Linked DNA regions of Homo sapiens: region 2 is linked to region 1. The links are chromatin loops, found by intact Hi-C in ENCODE. Cell type or tissue: B cell. All regions are shown on one strand.

Evidence for each region. Peaks named below come from ENCODE experiments on the same cell type or tissue, not always from the same donor. Only the 100,000 strongest peaks of a DNase experiment are listed, where the experiment ranks them.
Region 2: it touches region 1 in a loop (31-fold over the local background); 7 of 110 quality-filtered maps call a loop at or near these places.

Annotation. Positions count from the first base shown.
Region 1 is chr2:182,236,340-182,244,339 of GRCh38, reverse strand. PDE1A (phosphodiesterase 1A) reads left to right here. Exons shown (of 15, transcript NM_001363871.4): 3 at 4,048-4,230. Among named protein-coding and RNA genes, the nearest start is that of PDE1A, 190 kb to the left of the region's middle. In B cell, no CTCF peak of the experiment used is centred here; a DNase peak (open chromatin) is centred at 3,339.
Region 2 is chr2:182,975,831-182,983,830 of GRCh38, reverse strand. NCKAP1 (NCK associated protein 1) reads left to right here. Exons shown (of 31, transcript NM_013436.5): 11 at 449-545; 12 at 904-1,010; 13 at 2,455-2,587; 14 at 4,916-4,997; 15 at 6,880-6,938. Among named protein-coding and RNA genes, the nearest start is that of NCKAP1, 59 kb to the left of the region's middle. In B cell, CTCF peaks have their summits at 3,369 and 3,574 (motif pointing right); a DNase peak (open chromatin) is centred at 3,610.

The DNA.
Region 1 (8,000 bases):
ATAAGATCAAGACATTAATTTTTCAAAAAAAGTTTAGTGGAAAAATGATAGATATGGAAACTAGATAAAAGAGATCTCTGATAGGCATAATCCATTTCCCTGAAGAAGAGAACCAAACAAATGGAACAGAAAAAAATGTATAGTCTGAGAAAACATTAATAATATACCATTAAGGCCGGGCGTTGTGGCTCACTCCTGTAATCCCAGCACTTTGGGAGGCCAAGGCGGGCGGATCACCTGAGGTCGGGAGTTCGAGACCAGCCTGACCAACATGGAGAAACCCCGTCTCTACTAAAAATACAAAATTAGCCAGGCGTGGTGGCACGTGCCTGTAATCCCAGCTACTCAGGAGGCTGAGGCAGGAGAATCGCTTGAACCCGGGAGGCAGAGGTTGTGGTGAGCCGAGATCGCACCATTGCACTCCAGCCTGGGCATCAAGAGCGAAACTCCATCTCAAAAATAATAATAATAAGTCAATAAAATAATATACCATTAAGACTTTGAGCCATATGTTTATAGGACAAAATGATACCCAACTCAATACCAATTACGGTCTTTGAAAAGTAGTGAACTTCCAAAATAAAAGACCATTTTTGCAATTGTGCTCAGTTAACTAAACTAACTAAACTCAAAACACCATTCTTACAACTTTGTCTATTCCTCTCACAGCATGCACATTGGTCTTTTAGATACATAAATCATATCACATCCTGCTTAAAATAATTCAATGACCTGCCATTGCAAATATGACAGAATCCTTCCAAGGCCTGATATTAGCTTACTTATACCTATGTTTGCCTCCCAACTTGGGTCACTCTCTCTCTCAGTCAGTATACTCCAGCCACATTTGGCCTCCTTCCTGTTCCTCAAACATGCCAATACTGATCATGCCTCGGGCCTTTGTACTTGCCCTTCTTTCTATCTGGAATAGATAGAACAGACTTCCCCCAGACTTTCCTATAACTAATACTTCCTCATTGTTCGGGTCTTAACTATCTGATCATCTTATCTAACATAGTGTTTCCTCTCATAATTAACCTTATATCATAATTCTTATTTTATTTTTAGTCTTTCTTTTAAAATATAAGTTCTACCTGATAAGGGATCATTCTCATTTTTTCAATTTTTAATCACTTCATTTAGTTTGACAATAATTCTGTAATGTTTAAACAGTATGGTGTTTAGATTTATAATTGCTAAAAAGGCATTTTATTTCATTGCAAATAGGATTTTTACATGAGAAATAGGACTGGTATGTTCTATTAAATGAATATTAATAGAGAACTGAGTCTTTATATTCTATTTTATTTATAACCTACACTGGTAGTTATCACGCAGCATTCATAAATGATGGAAAGATGATTTCTTATCCAAACCAACAGCTACACAACACACACACACACATACACACACGAGAGAGAGAGAGAGAGAGAGAGAGAGGGAGAGAGAGAGAGAGGGAGGAGAGGAGAGAGGAGAGAGAGAGCGAGATACGTATTTTAAGGAATGGGCTCATGTGATTATTGGTGCTGGCAAGTCTGAAATTTGCAAAGCAAACTGGCAGGCTGGAAACCCTGGCAGGAGTCATTGTTGCAGTCTTGATTTCAAAGGCGTTCTGGAAGCTGAATTCCTTTCTCTTTGGGGGACCTTAATCTTCTTTCTTAAGGTTTTCAACTGATTAGATGAGGCTTACCCATAATTTAGAGGGTAATCTGCTTTATTCAAAGTCTACTGATTTAAATGTTAATCACATCTAAAAAATACTTTCACAGCGACATTTAAATTGGTGTTTGACCAAACGACTGGCCACCATAACCTACCTATGGTGACACATAAAATTAAACCTCACGGAGGTAGTTGTTGCCTTTTCAAGATTCCCTTTTCAAGTTACACAATAGCATATTCCATGCTCTTCCCTTAACACACTGTCGTCCTTTATTTGTGTGTCCCTAATTAATCCGTATCATTATTTCTCCCTAAAATTATATGCACTTTCTTCTCAGTAGATGACCTCATGCATCACGACTAAGGATTTCCAGCCTCCTAAGTACCACTCTACTATGTGGAATATCCCTTCCATATGCTGGTTTTGTCATGTTTGGTGAGCTCTCTTGGATCATTTATGAGTATAGGACATATAGCCTTAAAGCCATCAACATGAAATTTACTGTGGAGGAATTGGCACCATCAGCCAGGTTTCTGTCATTCTAAGGAGATTAGCTGACAAAACTAGGCTGCAGTGGAATGCTTGGAGCATGGTGACATCACAAGATTACACCACAATGATTCCTATTCCACTTGTTCTACCTACACTGTATCTGATCACTGCATAAGAGATAGTAGAAATGGCATTATCTTTAAAGTAGTGATATTTTCAAGCCATGAAGTTTAGTGACTTGCTGAAATGGGCTAGGGAATCTAATTTCAAATGGGCAAAAAGATAAACAAACTATTTTGCTTTAATTTTCTAGTTCAGTGTTTTAGGGGTAAATCAAAACCATCCAAATGTCAGATCAGAAAGAAAGTTAAAAATCATATAGAGTAAGTATTAATCAGTATTAACATTCAACTCTAAATATTTTTTATCGTTATATGTATACACGTATCTTTGTGACTCCAGAACTTATGTTTATTTTTTATAAGGTATTTCATAAATACATTCATGCTTATTTAATACCATGGAAAATAAATATTGGCAAATGACTTTTCTGCAGGTTTATAGGAAACAGCAGCATATGTGAGAGGTCATTTAAAGGAACATGAAGAGTTCCTCTCCTGCATATTACCTTTTGAGCCTCTCTTTAGTCAGATTGAGTTCTTTGTGGAGACCTCCTGTTTTTTGTCCTTTGTTTTGTCCCTGCTTTTTGAGATGGCCCCTGCCTTGTTTCTGAGGCATTAGCATGTACAACCATCTCTGGCCACCTTCCAACATTAGCTCATAATCGTTAGGCCTAGGTCTGGGCAAAGAGATTTTCAAAAGCAGATGAAACCCAAAGGTTGAAGCTAACATGTGCCAGAGTTTTTAGATTGGTGCACAGATAAGGAAAGAACCAAGTCAAATGGCAGGCAGAGCTGGCCTGTGTTCTTCCTAGAGGCAAAGTTCAACTGTTCTGTAAGCTGTTTCTGTATTTGGTGGGGAGCCTCTGGGATGTTGCCAGTTCAGACCTCTAGGAAGTTCTTGACTGCCGAAGCTGACTGGCCTTAAAATAACGATGTTTCCTTAGTTTCCTCTTTAATGGCAGCTGTTATTACTCAGCAGTCCAGTCAATTTTATCTACCTGGAGCTTATACAGAGCGTGGTCATTGTTTCAGTTCCTATTCACTACCTCACTCACTGGGTTGATTTCCTCAGCCAGCAGCTCTAAACCCATGAGAGCTCCACCCCGTGGTCACCTGAAATGCGCTTTAAACATAATCTATTTGATATCATGTGTTTTCATTTTTTTTTTCACTTTTAAAATCTGTGACATTGATAGAATGGATATCGTTGGGAGCACTTAAGTGGTTATTTTCCTAAAATTTAGAGGTACTTATCCAATGAAGTAGCATCTGTGAATGACTTTTATAAATTGCAAAGCCTAATTCAAATAGCATGTACTATACTTAAGATACACACAAGATTATTAAGTATATGACAACTATTATAGATTCAATCCCCCTTTTTTCTTCCCACTCCAGTTACTTCCTTTAATAGCAGACATCTGTTTATGAATTCACTTCCCTATCTTTCCTTAGTTTTATTCATTATTAGAATAGCACACTAAAGATATTAACAGTCGGTACCTCTAGACTGGTGTATCATTGTGCTGAAATGTTTGGGAAGCTGCAAATGCTCAAGTCTATTCGTTGTTGTCTTCATATGATCAATTTGAGAAATTAAGAGCTTTCCAAATGTTAATGAATTTTTTTTCTTTCTTTAGAGAGTACATATTAAGGAATAATCAGAGAGTGATTGGCTATATTTTAAATCCCATTGCAATCCTTGTTTTTCTGTTATATGTTTTTCTTCACTTTTTTATAAAAAAGTTTAATCTGTATAAATTTTTGTAGAAGACTTCTGGATACTGAAGATGAGCTCAGTGACATTCAGACTGACTCAGTCCCATCTGAAGTCCGGGACTGGTTGGCTTCTACCTTTACACGGAAAATGGGGATGACAAAAAAGAAACCTGAGGAAAAACCAAAATTTCGGAGCATTGTGCATGCTGTTCAAGCTGGAATTTTTGTGGAAAGGTAAGTGAAATTGTTGGTATCTCAAGACAGTAACATTTGAAAGGCAGCAGATACATTCATTTTTTCAAGGGTATGAGCAGTCTATATTTCACTTATTGACGAAAACTGTGATCATAATGATAACTAGAATGAACAAATTTGGGACTTTATGATGAACTTACCTATAACAAAAACACCTGGTCCCGGATGCATTCTTTTTATTTATTTTAAGTTGACATGAAGACTGAAAGCAAAGATTTTTGAATGACCTTTCTCCTCAAATGAACCTTTGTGAACAACTGTTTAAAAACAATTCTGACACATGTATATGTTACACAACTAATTTTACCTGAATAAAATGTAACATTTCATGAAATACATTCTACACTGGGTAGCAATCTACATGTCAAGATCACTTAGGCCTTCCTCTGCCCTAAAGACAGAAGACCATTTGCTTCCCTTCTTTCCATAATGGAGGAAATCTCTCTCATGCTCACTTTTGATAGGTTATTTTTTTTTTTCAACATTTCTGTCACTGAAGCAAGGGATATTTGATGGCCCCTAGAAACGCCTAGTTATATCATCAGAGTTTTCAATGTGAAACACATGCTAATATGACCCAATTTTACATTCTTTCAGCCCTTAAGAATACAGCTTATTTTTTCCATCTAGGAAACAAGATATTTCCTAGAACTAAAACTACAAAAGACTCGCCAAAATAGACATTTTATGTTTGACAGAATTGAAAAGTAGTTATCAGAAATCCCTTAGATTAAAAAATAATTACATGAAATTATATGTGGAATGATTATTTGAATATTTTAGAAACTAATAAAGTTGAGAAACAGAGAAAAATTTTGCCAATATGCCTAAAATTAAATTTTAGAGAAACTGCATTATTTCTCATCTTCTGATATCTCTAGGCATTACCGTTAATCAATATTACAAACTTGAATTTTTTTCTGCTAAAGGGACAGTGGAAAACACATTTGAATTTCTAAAAGTGTAAATGAGAATGCATGGCAACAAATATAAAGCTTAAAGATGGTTAAATACACTGTGCAATTTAAAGAAGATGACTTTTCTCTAGCATCAAATTAAAAATATCTAAATAGTACATCAGAAAATCTGTGAGAGAATCACAGATGAAACATGAGAGTATGTTTGATTTGCTAAAGAAATGTATATTTTGTCTTCTTTGTTTAAAAAAATATTACAGAACTTGGCAAACTGGGAAAAAATGTAAACTGTGGAGGAAGATCAACTGATTTTCCATTTCCATTCAAGAGAAGGTTATAATATATAAAATATCTGAATATGCTAAATTTCAATTTTTTCATATGTTACATAAAACACATTTAGTAGCCTATAAAAGTATAAAATTGTTCTTCAGGTAACTAAATTAGTAAGCAGTCTTTAAGAAATCAATGTGCTAAGAACATATAGAAATAAAGTCTTTTTTAAATCACTGTTGAATCCCCACTAGTAGGTGCATAAAAATAGTGGGACAAGTTTATTGGAAATTTTCAAAAGTAATCATCTTCAATCCTGACAGCTGAAAGTCTACTTGAAGTCTTGTTGCTTCTTCCTTTAAACGCTTCCTCCCAAGATTCAATTCCCTGGCAAGCCCTGGCAATTACTTACCCAAATGCATTCTGAATCCACTCACTTCCTCATCTCCACTCCTGCAACCACAATCTAAGCCTCCACTATCTGCCTTCAGAAATACGACAGTAACTTTCTAACTGGGCTCCTCTCCTCCTAACTTGACCACCCCAACCAAGCCATTCCACAGTGATGTTTTTAGGATATAAATTAGTTCCTGTCATTCTTTTCTTTTTCTTTTTCTTTTTTTTTTTTTTTTGACGTAGTCTGGCTCTGTCACCCAGGTTGGGGTGCAGTGGCGCGATCTCGGCTCCCTGCAAGCTCCGCCTCCCGGGTTCAAGTGATTCTCCTGCCTCAGCCTCCCGAGTAGCTGGGACTACAGGCACCCGCAACCCTGCCTGGCTAATTTTTTTGCATTTTTAGTAGAGACGGGGTTTCAGCGTGTTAGCCAGAATGGTCTTGATCTCCTGACCTCGTGATCCACCCACCTAGGCCTCCCGAAGTGCTGGGATTACAGGCGTGAGCCACCGTGCCCAGCCTAGTTCCTGTCATTCTTAAGCTTCAAACCACCAGAAGGTTTCCCAATTCACTTGAGCCTGGTTAGGTCCCTTTCTGCTTTCTAGCCTCATCTACTGCAACCTTCATCCTTGACTGAACACCTATACCAGCCTGATTTCAATTTCAAGAACATTTCTAAGCTCTTTCCTGCCTTGGAGCCATTCATCCTGTTATTTTCTCTGTCAGAAGTGGTTCTCCCCACCCTTCAACATGGCGGGCTGGCCCTTTTACCGTTCCAGAGGTCTTCCCGGATCACTCTATGCTGTTCCTCACTATTGCTGCCCCCAGCCAGTGGTTTACCTCCTAGCACTTATCCCTGTTTGTAATCATATATTGTATCTTATTTTTCATTTCTCCTCACCACTGGAATAAGCCCTGTGAAATAGCAACAATATTTCCCTTGCCTTCCACTAAATAAGTCTGTTGCCTTGCAGAGTGCCTGGTATAAATAGTGTTGTTTTTTGTTTGTGTGTTTGTTTTGTTTTTCTTTGAGACGGAGTCTGGCTCTGTCACCCAGGCTGGAGTGCAGTGGCTTGATCTCCGTTTACTGCAACCTCCGCCTCCCGAGTTCAAGAGATTCTCCTGCTGGGATTACAGGCGCATGCCACCACGCACGGCTAATTGTTTTTTGTATTTTTAGTAGAGACAGGGTTTCCCATGTTGGCCAGGCTAGTCTCGAACTCCTGATCTCAGGTGATTCACCCGCCTCGGCCTCCCAAAGTTCTGGGATTACAGGCGTGAGTCACTGCGCCCGTCCTTAAAATAGTATTTTTAAAGAGTTTTTGAATTATATCTTGTAACTATTATGGAAACTTCCACAAATAATCCACTACATTTCCAGTTAGACTTTCACCACCTTTAGGAGCCCAGGAAATTCACTATCATTTTTCAGAAACTTGTAATATATCACCTGTTTACTAAAGTGTGAGACAACTGGGTTAAGATATCTCCGATGCTCATTCTAATTCAAGGATGAGTCACCTTAATTTTCCATCTTAGTGTTCTATTTCTAATTTTCCATCCTAGAATTCTATTCCTGATTATAGAATTAGAAAAGTATGATAATGGGAAAGTTTTGCTATCTCTTTGGAAGGGTAATCCTCTTTGTCTTCCTTTACATTCCATGTAATGAGAAAGTATATTGGTATTCATTTCTCAACCTATCCCAAGTTTAAGAAACTCAGTAGCATCAGAGGTCCCATTGAGGCCAGAGAGCTCTAAAGACATAAGATTTTGAACCAATGATATTGGCTGCAAAGTAATGAGAACAGTTAAAATAATAATAAAAATGATGGCTTACTTGTACTGAGAATCATTTACACAAAAAGCTTATAATTATTCTCATTTTACAAATGAATGACATTAAATAGTTTCCAAAGGTCACACAGCAGTGAGTGGCTAACATGTGATTCAAAGCATGTGTTCTCTTTGCCTTTCTGTGCCATGAAGTCAAGTCGAGCTAACGTTAATTAACATTTTAAAATTTCTTAATCCTGAATGATTTTTATATTGACGCTTTTGCCTGTTCATCATCCTTCCATTTCCCCTGCACCTCCATTTTTTTAGTATTAATAGTAATGACTAGAAACAGATGGAAAAGACTGTTTCCAAAAAAAAAAAACACCTGA
Region 2 (8,000 bases), 740 kb before region 1:
GAACTCCTGAGCTCACGCAGTCTGCCCAAGTTGGTCTCCCAAAGTGCTGGGATTACAGGCATGGGCCACTGTGCCTGGTCACCATCAAGAACTTCATAGTCTATAAAGTGCTTAAAGCTACATGGTACTAAAATTGGATAAATTATTCATAAATAAATAGCTAGATGTTGGGAAATGCTTCTTGAAGGACTGGTCTTGAAGGTTGGGTAGGATTTTGATAGATGGAGAATAACAAAAGAAACATAGTTTAAAAAGCAACATAAGAAAGGCAGGATAAATGTAAGATTAGAAACTCACTTAACGATAGACACATAGAAGATGATTTTTATAGGAACTTTGGCTTCCTAAAAAAAGACTTTGGAAGTTGCACCTATAATGCTAGTTACTTTAATTGCCAATAATAATTTTAGTAGAAGCAGATAAACTATTATGGTGTCTTTCCCCATAGTGGTTCAATGCACAGAGAAAGACGCAAGTTTTTAAGATCTGCACTGAAGGAATTGGCTACTGTCCTCTCTGATCAACCTGGATTGCTAGGTCCCAAGGTAATTCATTTAATTATTATTTCAATAATTGTGCCATATTAAAATTTTAAAAAACGTTTCTAAGTGAAATTTTACTGAAATTTGAGTCAGGGACTACATAAAAGGATTTTTATATTTAGTGGAGAATGAATTTGCTGACTTGACATTCATACATCGTACCTCCCTGCATTCTTCTCCCTTATATGCATGCTCTCTCTCATACATACTTACAGGTTCTCTTGTGTCCTCTTCTGTTAGTCTCTTCACTCTTTTGAATTGATATTATCACTTCTTGCCAATGACTTTTCACATAGAAAGAGATTACCAGTTTTGTTTTTAATCTTTGAATAAGAATAAACACTTACTTTTTTTTAAACAGGCACTTTTTGTTTTTATGGCATTATCCTTTGCCCGTGATGAAATCATCTGGCTACTTCGTCATGCAGATAACATGCCAAAGAAGAGTGCAGACGACTTTATAGATAAGTAAGTTAGCAACATTTAAAAAAATATTTTCTGTATATAGATGCTTCTTGATTTACAATGGGGTTATGTCCTGATAGACCTATTGTAAGTTGAAAATATTGTTAAGTTGAAATTCATTTAGTACACCTATTATTACTGAACATTAGAGCTTAGCCTAGCCTACCTTCAATGTGCTCAGAACTCTTTTATTAGCCTACAGTTGGGCAAAATTATCTGGCAACATAGTACACTGAAGAGTATAGGTTGTTTATCTTTCTGATCACATAGTTGACTGGGAACTACGGCAGCATCATGAGAGAGTATCATACTGCCTATTGCTAGCCTGGAAAAAAAGTCAAAATTCAAAGTACAATTTGTACTAAATGTGTATCTCTTCTGCACCATTGTAAATTAGAAAGATAGTACATCCAAATCACTGTAAGTTGTGCACCATCTATATTCTGATTTGTGGGCTGGGGAATCTGGAGACTTATATTTGAAGCAAAATTATTTTGAAGAGCTTGGAATATTTGTAATATATCATTAGATGATATTAATTAGACTGCAAAGTCAAATTTAGTTTTAAATTAGGGCTTTTATTTTCTCGTAGTATGCTTTGTGGTGATAAAGTTTTTGTTTTCTTGCTATGCTCAGTAATATTTCTTATGGAATTCATTTTTTAAAACTATTTACTACACAAAACATTTAAATAAAAATCCTGTTTTTAGAGTTGCAACTCAGTGTGTCATTAAAATGTGTCTTATTTTAGTTCAGTCTCTCAATAAGAGTTAGAAAAATGGAGCAGAGAAATAAGAGCATACAGAAAAATTTTATTTCTTGCTAATCTTCTTTTATTTGAGATTTTTTGATGATGTATTTATAACATGTCCTGTTTATTTTTTTAATTTAAATTTTTTTTTTTTTTTTTTTTTTGAGACGGAGTTTTACTCTGTCACCCAGGCTGGAGTGCAGTGATGCCATCTTGCCTTACTGCAACCTCAACCTCCTGGGTTCAAGTGATTCTCCTGTCTCAGCCTCCCAAGTAGCTGGGATTACAGACACCCACCACCATGCCCAGCTAACTTTTGTATTTTTAGTAGAGATGGGATTTTACCATGTTGGCCAGGCTGGTTTTGAACCCCTGACCTCATGTGATCAGCCCGCTTTGGCCTCCCAAAGTGCTGTAATTACAGTCGTGAGCCACTGTGCCCGGCCCTGCTTATTTTCAGTTTGGATTTTCTGCTGTCGATTTTTAGCTTTAACTTTTTTTCTTTCTTCTTTTTTTCTTGCTTTCCATGATTTCTTTATTCATGAAATGATTTAAAAAGGAAGTAATTGACATTAAGTATTAAACAATGCCCTTTATAAGAAAAATACTTTTAGAAATAAGATTAAGGGCATCGAATATATTCTTTAATAATGATGAATTTATTATTTGAATATTTTTCTTGAAATTTTAAAAAAGGCACATTGCTGAATTAATATTTTACATGGAAGAACTTAGAGCACATGTGAGGAAATACGGACCTGTAATGCAGAGGTATTACGTGCAGTACCTTTCTGGCTTTGATGCTGTTGTCCTCAATGAACTCGTGCAGGTAAAAACTATCTCATACTATTTCCCTTTTGTTCCTTCCTTCCCACCTTTGATAGTATTTTATTTGTTTGTTCAACAAGCATTTATGAAATATCATGTGCCAAGTGATAAATCATGTTTATATTTTGGAGATCATTACCTAGAAGGGAAGAAACAGTTAGTTGTAGTCCAATGTGATAGGTGTTATGCATTAAGTATATATAAAGCTCAGAATGAACACAAGGAAAGACACAATTATTTATCCTGAAGATGGAGGTGTACGCTAACCAAATTACAGAGGGCCTTGGGAAAGAGGAGGTTAATCATAAATCAGGTGTACTACTTAAAAAGATCACCCTGGTTCAGTGTGGATGGTAGATTGCTGGGAACCAAATGAGGAGGCAGAGAGACCAGAAGAAAAATGACTGCAGTAGGCTAGATGAGAGGTGATGAGAGTCTGAACATGGGCAGTAGCTATGGAGATTCAGAAGAGATGATAGAGACAATATAATTGGTAATTAAGTATTAGAGGGAAAGTAGAATAAAAATCTTTTTGAAGAAGATTGTTAGAGGATGGCCAGTAAATAAAGATTTCATATAGACATTCCCATTTAAATGTCCAATTTTTTTTCCTTAATTGGTTTTTAGCCTTTTTTTGCTTTCCATAATTTATTTATTCAATATTTTTCATCTTTATTTAAATTTAAAAAACTTTTTATTCCAAATAAACTGACTCTAAGGAAATAATATTTTATTTTGCTTCACTTTATAGAATTACATGTTTCAAATGACTGTAAGCTAATACATAGTATAAAGAAAACAGTTAAGAATCCTCTTTATATAAAGACTTCTCTAAAGCTGCTAGTTTTCCAGAGAAATAACCATACTTTGAAGATCTCATTTTTTTCAAATCAACCTAAAAATATAATAAGGAAAAAAATTGTTCATGTAATTTTTTTTACCTTGAGTTACATGCTGTTACAAGCTAGTATTCTAAACTCTATAGTTTATTTCTTCTTTTATCCACTAGATGGAGCTCAGATACTTCTTTTCTATGGTCATTTAAAAAGGGAACAGAAAACCTGGGGTATTATTGCCTTACTATAATTTTATTTGAATAGTTATTACTTAACAGATAAGCCAGAAGCTTTTGTTACTGTTTATTATTTATTCATACTAGCATACAGTTTAAAAAGTAAACCAGAATTCCTGAATTACTTAATCTATTTTTATATAAAGTGGAGTTTACTAATACTGAGAAGATTAATTCTTAGCATTTCTTCTGGAATTATAGTAATAGTATAGTATCAGCAGCAATCATACTGATATTAGTAATTGCCAGATTTATTGATAGTGTATCTTACCAAATCTGTAGAAAACCTCTGTGAGAGTGGATATAGTTATCATTATTTGTTGAAGAAGAAATGCCTTATGTAATTTGCTCCTTATCACCAATACAGCTCATAAGTAATAAAGCCAGTAGTCAAACTCAAGTTTTGACTCCAAAGCCTGAGCATTTTACCACCCTCTTCTGTTGCAAAGTATATTCACAATGTTTTTCACCATTTGCTAGCATATAAATTTAGAACTAAGGTTGTAAACCTGTTAGCATAGTTGATTGCAATAGGTGTTAATATTTTATTGTGGTAAAATATATGTAACAAAATTTACCATTTTCATGATTTTTAAGTGTACAGTTCACTCGCATCATAAAGTTTTAAAAATGTGTTTTATTTATACTGTTTGTAAGCTAAGCATCCACTTTTTAAAAGGAATTTATTTTTTAGCATCCACTTTAAATACAGTTTATCAAATATTCATTTTTTAAGCTAGATTGAAAAGGATTTTTAGGTCTTAATTTTGTTGAGGCCTAACATACAGACAACAAAAATCATTCATTTTTAGTGCATGTTGTAAATTTTGGTAGCTGTATGCATTTGTGCAACTATTACCATCACCATATTCAAGACAGAACTTTTCCAACACCTTTAAAAGTTTACTTATACACCCTTATGGTACACCTTCATCATTCTTGCATAAGCCCCTGACAGCAACTGGTGTTTGTCATTATACTTTCGCCTTAAAAATACTTTTTCATATAAATTTTCCTATATAGTGTATGAAAAAATTACTTTTTAACACAAAATCATTTATTTTTTATTTCTTTCACTTAATGTAATGGTTTTGAGATTCGTGTTATGGTGTGTGTTAAAATTTCATTTCTTTTTTATTACTGAAAAATATTCCATAGTATGGGTATACCAGTTTGTTTATCCGTCCACTAATTGATAGACCTGAGTTGTTTCCCAACTATAGATGTTTTTAACGTTACTTTTTGTTTGTTTTTCAGAATCTTTCTGTTTGCCCTGAAGATGAATCAATCATCATGTCCTCTTTTGTTAACACTATGACTTCCCTAAGTGTAAAACAAGGTAATAAGCCTTTTAAATAAAAGCATATTTTCTTCTAATTAGATTTTCAAACTTGATTATTAAGGAGATAATTTACCAATTAATTTGGCTAATGATCTATTATCTTTTATCTTAATTTTGTTCTCTGAAGCAAAGATTTCCAAAATGGGTTTGTGATGCTATTTACAAAAATAATAATTACAGTTTTATATTTCTAATTATTAAGCAGGAAAAAAAGCATTTTGTAACAAAAACAATAAAACATTTGCATTTTGTAGCAAATCATATATTTGGTCCAAGCATACCAATAACAATATTTAATGCCATTTATAAAATGTTTAGTCTGTGCCAGGCACTTTACATATATATTATCCCATTTACTCCACATTCTTTTTTCAACACTGTTATTACTTTTGACAGATTTGGAAACTCTGGGTTTGAGGGTTAACCTCGCAGTTACTGAACATAATTTGCCAAGCTCTAATAGCTGTTAAGCAAAAGTAGGAATTTGAGCTCAAATCTGTCAATCTCAAAAATTGATGTCATATAATCACCTTGCCATTATTTGACACTCCATTCTAGTGGATCGATAGTGTGTTTTAGTTTTATAGTCTTTTAATAAAGGATATCAGAAACCTTGAAAACTTCTGAGTAATAAATGTATAAACATTTTTCTTAGTTCAATCTTTATTGCTACCACATCTAAGTAATGAAACTAAAGTAATTTTTTCTGGTGATATTTGGTTTATATAGAGTTATTTTGTGGAACTTCAGCATGCTGTCCAAAGTTTCTATTCGTAGGATCTCTCAAATTCTATTCAAACTCCTGTAAATTGACATGTAAGCACACTAAGAATCAGAGAGCTTAGGAGAAAAGCCTTTACTTCCCTTAGCACAACTGTCTCCTTTATCATCATCTTTACAGGATTTGAGAATTGTTTCACTGTCTTCACTCTTTAATTTTAAAATGTTTTTATTTTTTAATTGTAAAATACACATAAAATTGACCATCTTAACCATTTTTGAGTGTATAGTTCAGTAGTGTTAAGTATATTCATATTGTTGTACAACCAATCTCCAAAACATTTTCATCTTGCAAAACAAATTCTTTTAATGATTATTGAACAACAGTGTGCCATTTCCCTTTCCTGCTAGCCCCTGGCAACCTCCATTCAACTTTCTGTTTCTGTGAGCATGACTGCTCTAGATACCTCATATAAGTGGAATCACAGAGTATTTGTCTTGCTGTGACTGGCTAATTTCACTAGGCTTAATGTCCTCAAGTTCAGCCATAGTAGCATGTGTCAGAATTTCCTTTCTTTTTTAGCAGAATAATAGTGCATGATATTTATTTATTTTATTTTTGAGACCCAGTCCCGCTCTGTTGCCCAGGCTGGAGTGCTGTGGTACAATCTCGGCTTACTGTAACCTCTGCCTCCCAGGTTCAAGCAATTGTCCCACCTTAGTCTCCCGAGTAGCTGGGACTACAGGCACGCACCACCACACCCAGCTAATTTTTGTATTTTTAGTAGAGATGGGGTTTCACTACGTTGGCCAGGCTAGTCTCAAACTCCTGACCCTTAGGTGACCCACCTGCCTCGGCCTCCCAAAGTGCTGGGATTATAGGCATGAGACACTGCTCCCGGCCTCCATTGTATTTAGATACTACATTTTGTTTATTCATTCATCTATCAATGGAAATTTAAGTTGCTTCTACCTTTGACTGTTTGAATAATTCTTCTGTGAACATGGGTGTACATATATCTCTTTAAGACCTTGGCTTTAATTGTTTTAGGTATACTCAGAAGTAGAATTGTCTTAGCTCTTAAAATTTAAAATGTGCTTATAGATTGTGAAAACATTAATTTGCTTTGTAATCTTTTTTTTTTTTCTATTACTACAGTTGAAGATGGGGAAGTATTTGATTTCAGAGGAATGAGATTAGATTGGTTTAGGTTACAGGTAAGAATAACCTTTTATTGTCATTCTGTTTTGTTATTTTAGTTAACATGAAAAATTTTATAACAACTATAAAATATTCATTGTTATATACCTATTGAAAATATTTCTTTTGTATAATTAACCATAAAAGAAACATTTTGTACTAATTATTAAAGTTGGATAAATATATTAATAACTTAAGCCAATATGAGTTTTTGAATAGATTATTATAATTTTAAAATATCTAAAAATTTAAATCCCAATCTCTCTCTTGATTATCCTGATTCAAATATTTAATTCTAAAGTGAAAGCACAAAATCTTTTCTGAGAAAATATTTAAAATCTACTGTGGGCATCAGCAAACTTTTTCTAATAAAGAAACAGCTGCTAAAAAATTTTAGGCTTGCAGCCATATAGTCTCCGTCATCATGATTGCACTCTGCCATTGCAGTGTGAGAGCACCTATAGACAATACATAACTTAATGGGCATGGCTGTATTCCAGTAAAACTATTTATAAAAACAAGCAGGTAGCCCACAGGCCATAGTTTACCACCACGATCTGTACAAAAAACTTCCATTTTCTGAAAAACAAATAAATATTATTAGACTTAGAGTGTTCATTTAATATATGTCTCATATAAATAGTTCCTAAAGGCATTAAGAATGCAAGCCTAACACCTTGGTGTATACTGTAACCTTAATGATAAAAATTAGTTGCCCTGTAAATATTTTAAGTAATTATGGGAAAATGGCCCAGTGTTCTCAATAATGTGCATGTTTTAAAAATCCATATATTTTTAAATGATAATATAGTCATTTGACTCATTGTGAAGTCAAAACATTCAGTTTGCCCCTTTCCCAGTTTCATTCTCCAGAAATACTCACTTTTAATAACTGGCCTATATTTTTTTAGATGTTCAAACAAGTAAATTAGATAGTACTATGTACTGTTTTGCTATTTATTTTTGTCTTTTTAAAAAAATATTTACTTATTTATTTATGTTTTAGAGGCAGGGTCTTGCCCTGTCACCCAGGCTAGAGTGCAGTGGTATGGTTATAGCTCACTGTAACCTCAGGCTCG